2 separate regions of the Homo sapiens genome follow, and region 2 is linked to region 1. Evidence: chromatin loops called from intact Hi-C (ENCODE). Cell type or tissue: breast epithelium. All regions are shown on one strand. Each heading gives the region's core, and the rest is flanking DNA. Links, peaks and the distances in the headings are about the cores only. Region 1 has its middle 73 kb from the start of CADM1. Region 2 has its middle 13 kb from the start of LINC02698.

Region 1 (5,375 bases), core at 140-5,139:
ACACCCTGGGGCCTATGGGGGGAATAGGGGAGAGAGAGCATCAGGATAAACAGCTAATGGATACTGGGTTTGATACCTAGGTGATGAGTTGATCTGTGCAGCAAACCACCATGGTACACCTATGTAACAAACCTGCACATCCTGCACATGTACCTCAGAACTTAAAATTCAGGAAAAAAATAAACAAATAAATAAATAAATAAATAAGCTTTACAGGTGTGGTGGCTCACACCTGTAATCCTTGCACTTTGGGAGGCTGAGGCAGGAGGATTGCTTGAGTCAGAAGTTTGGATCAGCCTGGCAATACAATGAGACCCCATCTCTACAAAAAATTCTTTAAAAATTTAAAAAAGAGAAAAAAGAAAGAAAAAACTTTATAGGCGAGTATATTAAAGAGTACTTTTCCCTCCCTGCTCTTTGAACAAGGGGTCCTGAATTTTCATTTCCCACTTGGTCCACAGATTATGCAGCTGGCCCTGGCTGGGAGCCTTGGGCAAATTACCCAACCTTAGTTTCTTTATCTGCAAACTGATGAAAAAGATGAAGACAGTTAATATATATAAAGGGCTTTCCATAGGGCCCAGCAAAAGTCATGCTATGTGTTTGCCACTGTTATCAGAAAAGTAACTGTGTGGCTGAATCTGGAGGTCAAGGAAGGACCAGAGGGGTGGTGGAGAGAAGATGGGAAGAGTTTGGAAGACTAGAGGTCTGGAAAAGGGAGATGCATGGTTCTAAAGGAGCCACAGGTAGAAAAATGAGAAATTGGCTTTAGGGATCAGGCTTTTTAAACTTAAGGGTTTGCTAATGAAACAGTTCTAGGTGATGACAAGATCCAGGGTGTTGCCATGGAAGTGGGTCACTTAAATGAAATGAAGGTGAAATTTGTCGGTCGCGAAGGAAATCAAGAAACTGCGAGTTCAAGTTATTAGATGAGGCACCTGCTTGGAAACTGAAGCCATTTGGGATGATGACAGAGATTTGGGTGGGAGGAAGACAAGTGCTAGCGGTGGAAGTTCTGTAGGAATCTGCGAGAGTGACTGAGGTCAGCAAATGGCTTCAGTGGGACTGAGAAGAGTGTGGCAAAGGGAAGAGCAGTTGGATGTTGGAGCTCAAAAGAGGAGGAGCAATTGAACGGAGCTGTTTGTTTCAACATGAGGTTTTGCTCCAAAAGGCTGAAAACAATAGCAGCCAACATTTAATATAGAAAGTACCAAAAGCATATCCTTGATCCCAAAGGCAAGTAGAATGAAGCCCAGGACTAATAGGAAAACACCAAGCCCTGATTGGTAGGTAATAGGGTCACAGACAGAAATGTGAGCCAAAGATCAAAGAACAGCAAAGCAGAGGAAGCATGGGAACACAGAGAGTTGGGAGATAAGTGGGGAGAGGTCCAATAATTGGATAAGGCCATCAGACTAATAAGGGATCCAGTTAAATGTCTGGTCATCCTGCTGGCTACAGACATTGTACACAGCGTCTGGGAGCCTGGAGGAGCTGTGGAAAGTCCATTTTACCTCTGCCCCGCAGCGGGCATCCCTTGCCGCCAAGTTCTCTGAAGGCAAGCAGCCCACCTCCCATCAATGAAATGGTGAGCAAGTGATAAAAACATGTCCAGAACATTTCTCTGTCTAAATCAAATTGTAGCTGGTCTGAGTGCTCGCTTCAGCAGCATATCCACTAAAACTGGAATAATACAGAAAAGATTAGCCAAAAAAAGAATTATAACTGGTCTGACACCCCCGAGGTTGCCAATGTCTGCATGTTTTCAGAATATTCTCACATAAAAAACAAACAAACAAAAAACAGCAACAACAAAACTTGGGCTTCTCAGGTCTCAGAAGGTGGAAGTGAGGTGTCCTCTGTTTGGTCCTGTCTATGATGCTCTTGGCTGTGCTCCTCATCCAGGTCCACACAGGTGAACTGATACCATGGAGACTCCCAAGACCATGGCCTGGGTGCTCAATCCTCACGGACACCCATGGAGCCCTCCAGAGCCACCTGATCCTCCCTCCTCAGAAGATCTGCATTCCCTGGGGTTCAGGTATCTGCCTCGATGGAAACCACAGGCCTCTTCCTTCTCCTCCTTTCCCTTCCTGAGTATCTGGCTATCCTCTTCAGGGTCAGAGGTAGGCCCTCCTCCTCAGCCAGCCCTTTTCATTTCAAACCCCACACTACACACCCACCAGGTTTCTCCCCTATATGTCAAACCGCATTTAATCGCTTGGTCGTTCCCGAGTTTAGCAAAAATAATGGCATCTGGCAACTTCTCCTTTGTTCTATGAAACAGAGGTAAATGTTATTAACCGAATAAAGAAACTTAGACCTCAAGGACACAAAAACCTGGAAGAGAGATAGAAGGAGGGGTGGGGAGGAGGAAAGGAAATACCTTTCGTGCCTTTGTGTTGAGCCTACTGCAGAGAAAAACAAGACACAGGTAATTTCTGAGTCAGTTATTCTGCTCCATTAAAGTCTCAATAAATTGCCTTGCTATAATGCAAACTCTCTGGAATGTGAGCATGGTCTTTGGTAGATTCAGGATTCACCCCTGGAGGGGAGCATAATGAAGACATGGAACTAGTTAGGTGTCCCAGAGGCCTGTCATGGTGGCTGGGGGAAGATGTCTGAGTCTGAGACAGGAGCTGACCAGGCCTTGGGCATCTGATCCCCCAGAGGAGCCAAGTTCTCACTGTGCCCAGTGACCTTCCCGCAGTTCCTCAGAAAATGACATTAAGCCCAATCACATGTGTTCAGGCATACAAATGGATATCAGAAAGCATTTGCCTGAGGTTGGGGGTGAAAAAGAGAATGTATTTCTGAGCCAAATACAATAAGCAAAGTGTGCAAACCTTCTCAGGATTGCTTATTAGCCAAGGGAAAAGGGAGTTAGGGAGAGTGATTGGGGAAGGAGATGAGGCTGGGAGTCCTGCAGCCACAGAATCTGAGCAGATCCTGGTCTTTGCTCTCATTTCAGGTAACAAGATGGAAAAGTTAGAGCCCTTTTATTATTTTTTTTTTTTAATGAAGAAAACAGCCCTCTTGGGTTTCTCACTCCCAGTTAACACTCACCACACTACCTAAGCTCTTAACTCAGGGCCAGGGTCAGGGAGAAACTCTGAAAATAATAGCAATGGCTGCATTTTGCCCAGAAGCCACATCTTTTTTCTTTGTGCTTTCCTTGTTTTCGCCTCATTCATTTCCAGAAGTGGTAGCAGGTCCATGCTTTTTGTTTTCGGTGGCTGTGTGTGTGTGTGTGTGTGTGTGTGTGTGTGTGTATGTGTGTGTGTCTTACAACCCTGGCAAGGGGCATAAGTAAGAAAATCAATATTTGTTTCAAATGTGAAATTTACAGGAAGGGCCTGGGGGAGGAGAGAGAAGTTGAGGCAGATGACTGGAATGCTCAGAAAAGAGGGGCCTTTTTGGAGGATGGCCAGCCATCCCCTGAGAGAGGAGCCCACCTCTGAGGGAGGGGCTGTCCTCCAGCTGCTCAGGCAACAGACTGAGGCCTCGCTCGGGGAATGGCTTCATGGAGGGCCAGGCTGAGACTGTGGTGCAGGGGACCACGGGCAGGAGGGGAAGCTAGGAGTGAGGCTGGTAGGTGGACTGGGTGGGCCTAAAGGATTTCTTTTAGGGAAATGGTGGGGACAGCTGTGTACTGCCCTGGAAATATTGCTTTTGATGAGATTGTCAACATTGCTTGACAGATGCACCACCAATCTTTAGCCAGATAATTCTCTGGAACCATTAAAGATACCCTGGGGACTGTCCAGTCTGTGGGCTGCAGTGTTGACGGCTGCCACCCTAATGACATCAAAGACAACATCGATGGCGGCGCAGAGGAGTGCCCAGCTAGGTAAAAAGTACAAAGGAAAATATTTCGATAAAGGACCATTTGACAACTAGTAACATAAATAAATACATAAATAAATAATAATTAAGTAAATAAACTCACTCCCCAAGGGATAAAGTCACACTAGTGCCAGGGCAGGCTCAACATCCAAAGCTGGACCTTACAGACCATGGAGATTCTTAACTTCAGTTAGGAGGCAGGGCTTTGCTTCAGGGAGGTTCCTATACTTTGTCACAGGACCTCCTGCAGTGACTCAGCTACAGAGATGGCTACAGTCCTTGAGGGAGAGGCAGAGAAAGCTGGCAAGAGTTATGTAAGATGGTGGAACCCTGGCCATGTGGATGAAGATTCAGGGCCATTCTCTAGCCCCAGACTCTACCAGGGAACCAAAGCAGGAGCCCACTATGCTGTCTGGGCCATCATGAGTGGGGCCATCTGAACCTTGGTGAGTACCTAGGTCACCCAAGCCCACTAGATGCTGAACTGAAGATAGCAAAATTCAGACCGTGCCTCCTTGTATAGATGGAGCTGTCACACGCCCTATGCTGGGGTCAGCTTCTACTCAGAGTCTAGGAGAGTGTGAGCCTGCAGACGAAAGGTCCTTGAGGCCTACAACCGAATGGGACTGAAAGCTAGCAGGGGCTGAATAGACCCAGGGAGAGAGAAGGATGGGGAAACCAGCACACAGTGGCTCTTGCCATGAGGAAACAGCAGGAGACCAAGCTGCCTCTGCAAGTGGAGGAGAAGAGTATGGAGCAGAGCCACAGCCATGCAGAGCTCTGCTGCCAGCTGACCTTGGGATCCTCCGGAAATAACCCAACCTCCATGCACCCTAGTTTCCTTATCTTGGGGAAATCATATTTTATAGATAAAAATCTCATCTACAATGTAGGCTTATAAGAAATACTCTAAAAACTTCTTTAAATCAACTGGAACCCAGTTCTTGGTTCATATTCTTCTAAGCAAGTGGATAATTATTTCATCTTAGTCATTGAGGAGACTCCCCACCCTAGGGCTGTGCAAAGGTCCTGGGATCTTATGCAGTGCAGAGGCATCTGGAAGTCTTTTATTCATCCGGTGACTACTTTTTGACATCTGCTTGAACCAAACACTGTTCCCGGCACAGAATGTATGAGCAAAAGAGACAGAGTCTCTGTTCTCAAGAAGTTTACGTTCTGTAGGGGATGGTAAGAAAGGGGAGGTGTGTGTCCATGTGGTATGTATCAGATGGGGGTAAGGCAAAAGATGTGTAAACAAATGAATCAACCAATAAATATAATGATTTCAGGGAGAGGCAAATGTGGTTTTGCAGAACCCAATATATAACATACCTGTTCCCAGCCTGTGTTCTGAACGGTTGGAGAGACAGATATATGAGTCAGACAGTGGATACCCAAGCACCATGGCTAATCACAGCTAGGTTGGAGGATGTGGCTCCAGCCCACGGTTGGAGTGCAGCAACCATGAGCTTCATGGCACTGTACCCTGGAATTAGGCAGATTTGCACATCCAGTTTTAGGCAGTGATG
Region 2 (5,375 bases), core at 297-5,296, 70 kb after region 1:
CAGAAAGCTCCAGCACCTTTTCTTCCCATGGCCTCCTTTCTTTGTCACATTATTTAACAGGAGGAGACAAGCAGGAGGGGTAACAAGTCTTTGAACCCAGCTATGCAGATTTCCTCTGACTGACGCTAAGGGTCTGGAGAGAGCAGGAGGCAAGAAGGAGGTGGGATTGAGAGAGAGCAGGAGGGATGATACTCTGTCCTGTGAATATCTCAGCTTCTCTAGGGGTGAATAGGGCTCCCTGTTCTGCTCTGCCCAAGGTACTCTGTAAATTGATCAAAGACCCTGGAATCCTTCCATTCTGGGTCAGCTGGGAGCTCTGCTAACTGGCAGCTCCCCATACCAAACCCTAGAAATAGCTTATCTGTAGGAAGCCCAAGTTTTCTAAAGTTATTAGAAAATTGCTGGCTCTTACTTTTGACCAGATATCATTCTGCCCTTCTGCTTCTCTCTTCTATAAATCTGGGTAAATGGGACACTTTTGTTCTTAGAGATCTCACTCTATCCCAAATGGCCACTGAAATATTGACAATTCATCCCATTGAAGATCAGGGGCTTATTTCTAAATGGGAACTGCCAGGATCTTCTGCAGGTTGGATGAAAGCCCCTGTCCAGATTTGAAAGTGGATCCCACGTTCTGCAGGGAGAGCTTCAGATTCATCCTCACATTGAAGACAAATGACTTTCCCTGCAAGCGTCCAGGTTTCCTGCACCATCTTAGGTCTGTGTTTAATTTGCTGCATGTGTATGGAGAACACACAGGGTACACGAGCCTATCCTAGGGCCTGTGGATTGGAGAAAGTGGAACAAGAAAAAGACCTGGTCCCTGCCCTGGGGTTGCTTATGATCTGGTTGGATTGACAAATAGCTCTCTTTCCCAGCTGTTCCTGATTTGGTTCCAGCCTCAGGGCTCCTGAAGGGCATTTTGCAGCAGTGAAGCCCAGGGGTCGCCCAGCTGAGAACCACATTTCCTTTCTTTTGGCAGGAGCCGGCAGCTTCCACATGGGAGCTCAAATCTCAATGAAAACAAGAAATCTGATGCCTCACTGACAACTCATTTTCTCAACCTTCATTCTAGGGAAAGGCGACTTTGTGTTCCAGCTGCCATATTGTAGCTGCAACCCCTGATGCACCATCAATTAAAAACAGCAATAATTATGCATGGGAAAAAGCCACAGATAATAGGCTTCCATTAGATTAAGTAGTTATATGAATAAAAAAAATACAACCTATACTTCGGCTAATTAAACCCACTCACCATCTGATTAAGATGTGTTGTGAGACCATGGAAAACTACCAACCACTAACTGTAAGTAATCCGGCACAGATGGGAATTAATAGTACATTCCCTGGTTTAGAGATAATGGATCTCCATAGAGGTTGATCAGAATCATTAATAAGCATCGACAGGATGGACAGTACAAAACAGCTGGTGCCTAATGTTGGGGTGGAGCAGGCCATGTTCTTAATTCCACTCCACCTACTGAGATGAGCCGGAAGACGGATAGATGTGCTGAGACGCCATCAGAGCTGAGGTTCTACGGGAGTTCTGGACTTGCTGCCTGGGCTCGAGGGAGCTGAAAAGGAATCGGGACCCAACCAAAGGGTGGGAGTTGGCCCCGCTGCTCGGCTTTGCAAGGATCTACTCCAAGGGTAGCTAGAACCAAAGCTTCCGCTCTCCGGGAAGGCAGCCTGCCCGTTACCCAGAGAGGCTCTCTCCTAGGGGCGTGGCTTGGGTTACCATGGGAACCAGGCCTGGTTGACATATCCCAGGGCTGCTGTTTTGGGGACTGAGAATTCAGGGCTAGTCCCAGAAATAACGCCTGGGAGTAGCAGCTGTGGGGAGAGATACGAGCGTGTCCGCTGCGTGGGGAGTGCGGAGGGGATCCGAGGGAGGTGGCCGGCCAGAGCGCCCTAGGACACAGTGTTCCCAATGTCCGTTTAGAGCTACTCTCCAGCCTCCAGCTTCTGTCCTTAGGAGCAGCTGCGAGGAGAGCACCCGGGCCCTGCCTTCTAATTACCACTAATTAGGTAAATGCGGAGACGCCTCTCTCTCCCTCCCCCGACCTACAAAGGCAACTGAGAGACACACAGAGAGGTCACACACAGCCGTTTCCAAATGGAGACAGGCAAGGGTGATGTGGCCTGAATACCAAGCAGCCGCTGCCCAAGGGAAGGGGAGCGGGGACAGGGCAGGAGGCTTCTGAGCGTGTGGCCCCTAGCTAGGGAGGCACCGAGGCGGGAGAGGGAGCCCAGGCCACTTTCCCAGCCTGGGTTCCTGGCTCCCCCGCCTTGACTGTGCAGGGGTGTCTGGTTGAGGAGGGAAGTCCTAGATCAGTCCCCAGTCCCAGTCCTCGGAGGGTTTGCTCTTTCTGGAAGTCCTTGGCTCAGGATCCTTGGACTTGTCTGTGGGTTTGGTTCTTCTCCTGGTTGTCTGGATGGGAGGGGAGGGGCCTAGGCTTGCTGGGGCTGTGTGTAGGGTCAAAGGCACTATGGATCCTAATGGAGAACCTCAGGGCAAAACCAACAGTACTGCCATACCCATGGATGTGGTGCAGGTTCGGTTCCAAACCATAGCAAAGCAAATATAGCAATAAAGCAAGTCACACAAGTTTTTTGGTTTCCCAGTGTGTATAAAAGTTATGTTTGCACTATAGTTGATTAGGTGTGCAATGGCATTATGTCTAAAAGAGCGTATACCTTAATTTTAAAATATTTTATTGATAAAAATGCTAACACAGAGACATGAAGTCAGCACGTGCTGTTGGAAAATGGCACTGATAGACCTGCTCAATGCTGGGTTGCCACAAACATTCAATTTGTAAAAAAATCTAACCTGCGGAGCATAATAAAGCAAAGTGCCATAAAAGGAGGTCTGCCTGTGGTTTTTTATCTTTTCCTTGGGCTGTGGGTGGGGGCCAATACCTGTCCCTGAAATAGGTATGGAAGCTCACCTATTTTAAGTTTGAGGCAATACATTGGCTTAAAGGGTTTTGTTTTTGTTTGTCTTCATTTTTATTTTTAATAGGTATCACTTCCTTATCTTACCCCTAACCTCATAAAGCTGGTGGTGTAAAGGGAATGGCCATCCCATTTTTCAGATGAAAAACACTGAGGCTGGCTGATCTCATCTTGCAGAGGTCAGCCCACACTCCCCTCTCTGAGAGTGTAAAACATAACATAACAAAACAAAACAAAACAAAACAAAACTGAGGCCAAGAGTGGGGATGTGGCTGGGTGCTGGTTCTTTTGTTTTTGTTTTTGTTTTTCTTTGAGACAAGGTCTCGCTCTGTCAGGCTGTAGTGCAGTGGTGTGATTGTGGCTCACAGCAGCCTCAACCTCCTGGGCTTAAGCGATCCTCCCGCGTCAGCCTCCCTAGTAGCTGGGCTACAGGTGCTTGCCAGCACACCCAGCTAATTTTTGTATTTTGTGTGGGAATAGAGTTTCACCATGTTGCCTAGACTGCTCTTGAACTCCTGGGTTCAAGTGATCTTCCAACCTTGGCTTCCCAAAGTGCTGGGATTACAGATGTGAGCCACCACGCCCAGCCTCGTTCATTTTGACATCATAGTCAAAGCAAAAACCCAAAGTATCTGAAGTTCTAGGCAATCTACTAATAATCCATAATGTTCAGAGAGATATTGCCTTTTTTTTTTTTTTTTGAGATGGAGTTTCGCTCTTGTCACCCATGCTGGAGTGCAATGGCACGATCTCAACTCTCTGCAACCTCCGCCTCGCGGGTTCAAGCTATTCTCCCGCCTCAGCCTCCCAAGTAGCTGGGATTACAGGCATACACCACCATCCCTGGCTAAGTTTGGTATTTTTAGTAGAGATGAGGTTCCACCATGTTGGCCAGGCTGGTCTCAAACTCCCGACCTCAGGTGACCCGTCCACATTGGCCTCCCAAAGTGCTGGGATTACAGGCGTGAGCCACCACACCCGGCCTTGCTTTAGTTTTAAGTTGTGGGAGGAAAACATGTTTGTTTGTTTGTTTTTAAATATTCAATTATTACAAAAGAGTTTAAAAAGTCTTTGAAAAATGTTCCATGTTTGTACAAGCACGTATGTTTATCTATATGTCTTTTCCTCAAGACATATACGTTATAATATTTCTAAGAAAACTATAATGCTGCTTTACAACTTTACTTTTTCATTTGTCTATTATACTTTTATTACCTGTTACAGTTTACAAAATGCTTTAATTCTCACATTAACCCATCAAGTTAAGTGAGATGGGCATTATTTTTATTTATTAATTTTAATTTTTATTTTTTTGAGACGAGGTCTCATTCTGTCACCCAGGCTGAGTGCAGTGGTGGGATCATGATTCACTGCAGCCTCAACCTCCTGGGCTCAAGCGTTCTCTAGCTTCAGCCTCTCTATCAGCTGGGACTGTAGGCATGTCCTCATGTCCAGCTTTTTTTTTTTTTTTTTTTGGAGAGATAGGATCTCACTATGTTGCCTAGGCTAGTCTTGAACTCCTGGACTCAATTGATTTGCCCACCTTGGCCTCCCAAAGTGCTAGGACTACAGGTGTGAGCCTCGTGCAGTGGCCAGAATGGGCATTAGTATCTCTAGTTTTCAGGCAATGAAACAGATTCAGAGAGGTTAAGTCATTTGTCTACTGTTACACAGCTGTTTATTGCTAGAGTCAGAACTCCAACCTGGGTATTTTGGATTCAAGTCCAATACTCTGTGTTATCTGGTTGAATCCCCACAACAACTCCATGGGATGAGCACTATTATTTCCCTCCTCAGTTCACAGACGAGGAAACTGAGTGACAGGCAGCTTAAATAACTTGCTCAGGGTCATCCTGCTAGGAATGATAGATGCTGGGGTTCAAACCTGAGTCTGCCTCCAGAGTCTTCAATCTTCACTTCTACACCACACTGTCACTTCCTCTGTGCCAGGAACTACTAGACGCTCTTCATGTATGTTTAGCTCCTTTGATCCTCACGACAACCCTGTATCAGGTACTAATGACAACATTGCACCACAGGCTCCTTCACCAATGTCCCAAGCTCAGAAATAAGGCATCTCCCCACAGTGCTGGGAGACTTCCAAGGCCACAGGACCTACCGGGATATGGAGCAAATTTATGAGTGGGGCAAAAGGAACACCCAGGCAAATCTTAGTAATAATAACACTAAAGATGCTACTACTACTAACGCTAATAATAATACAAGCTATCAATAAGTTAGTGCTTACATACCAGGTCTGGGCTAAAGGCTTTACATATTATACCTCTTTGTTTCATTTTTATAACAACCCTGTGATGGAAGGATTGTCATCCTCATGTTATAGATGGAGAACCTAAGGCTCAGAGAGGTTCAGTGTCATTCCTCAGGTCACGCAGCTTTTAAGTCGAAGAGCCAAG

The links. Peaks named below come from ENCODE experiments on the same cell type or tissue, not always from the same donor. Only the 100,000 strongest peaks of a DNase experiment are listed, where the experiment ranks them.
Region 2: it touches region 1 in a loop (17-fold over the local background); 1 of 110 quality-filtered maps calls a loop at or near these places.

Annotation. Positions count from the first base shown.
Region 1 is chr11:115,574,390-115,579,764 of GRCh38, forward strand. It overlaps the pseudogene RPL12P46. Among named protein-coding and RNA genes, the nearest start is that of CADM1, 73 kb to the left of the region's middle. RefSeq lists an enhancer at 1,566-2,765. In breast epithelium, for the core only: no CTCF peak of the experiment used is centred there; no DNase peak of the experiment used is centred there; H3K27ac peaks cover 1,446 bases.
Region 2 is chr11:115,644,097-115,649,471 of GRCh38, forward strand. No RefSeq gene overlaps it. Among named protein-coding and RNA genes, the nearest start is that of LINC02698, 13 kb to the right of the region's middle. RefSeq lists an enhancer at 1,438-2,078. In breast epithelium, for the core only: no CTCF peak of the experiment used is centred there; no DNase peak of the experiment used is centred there.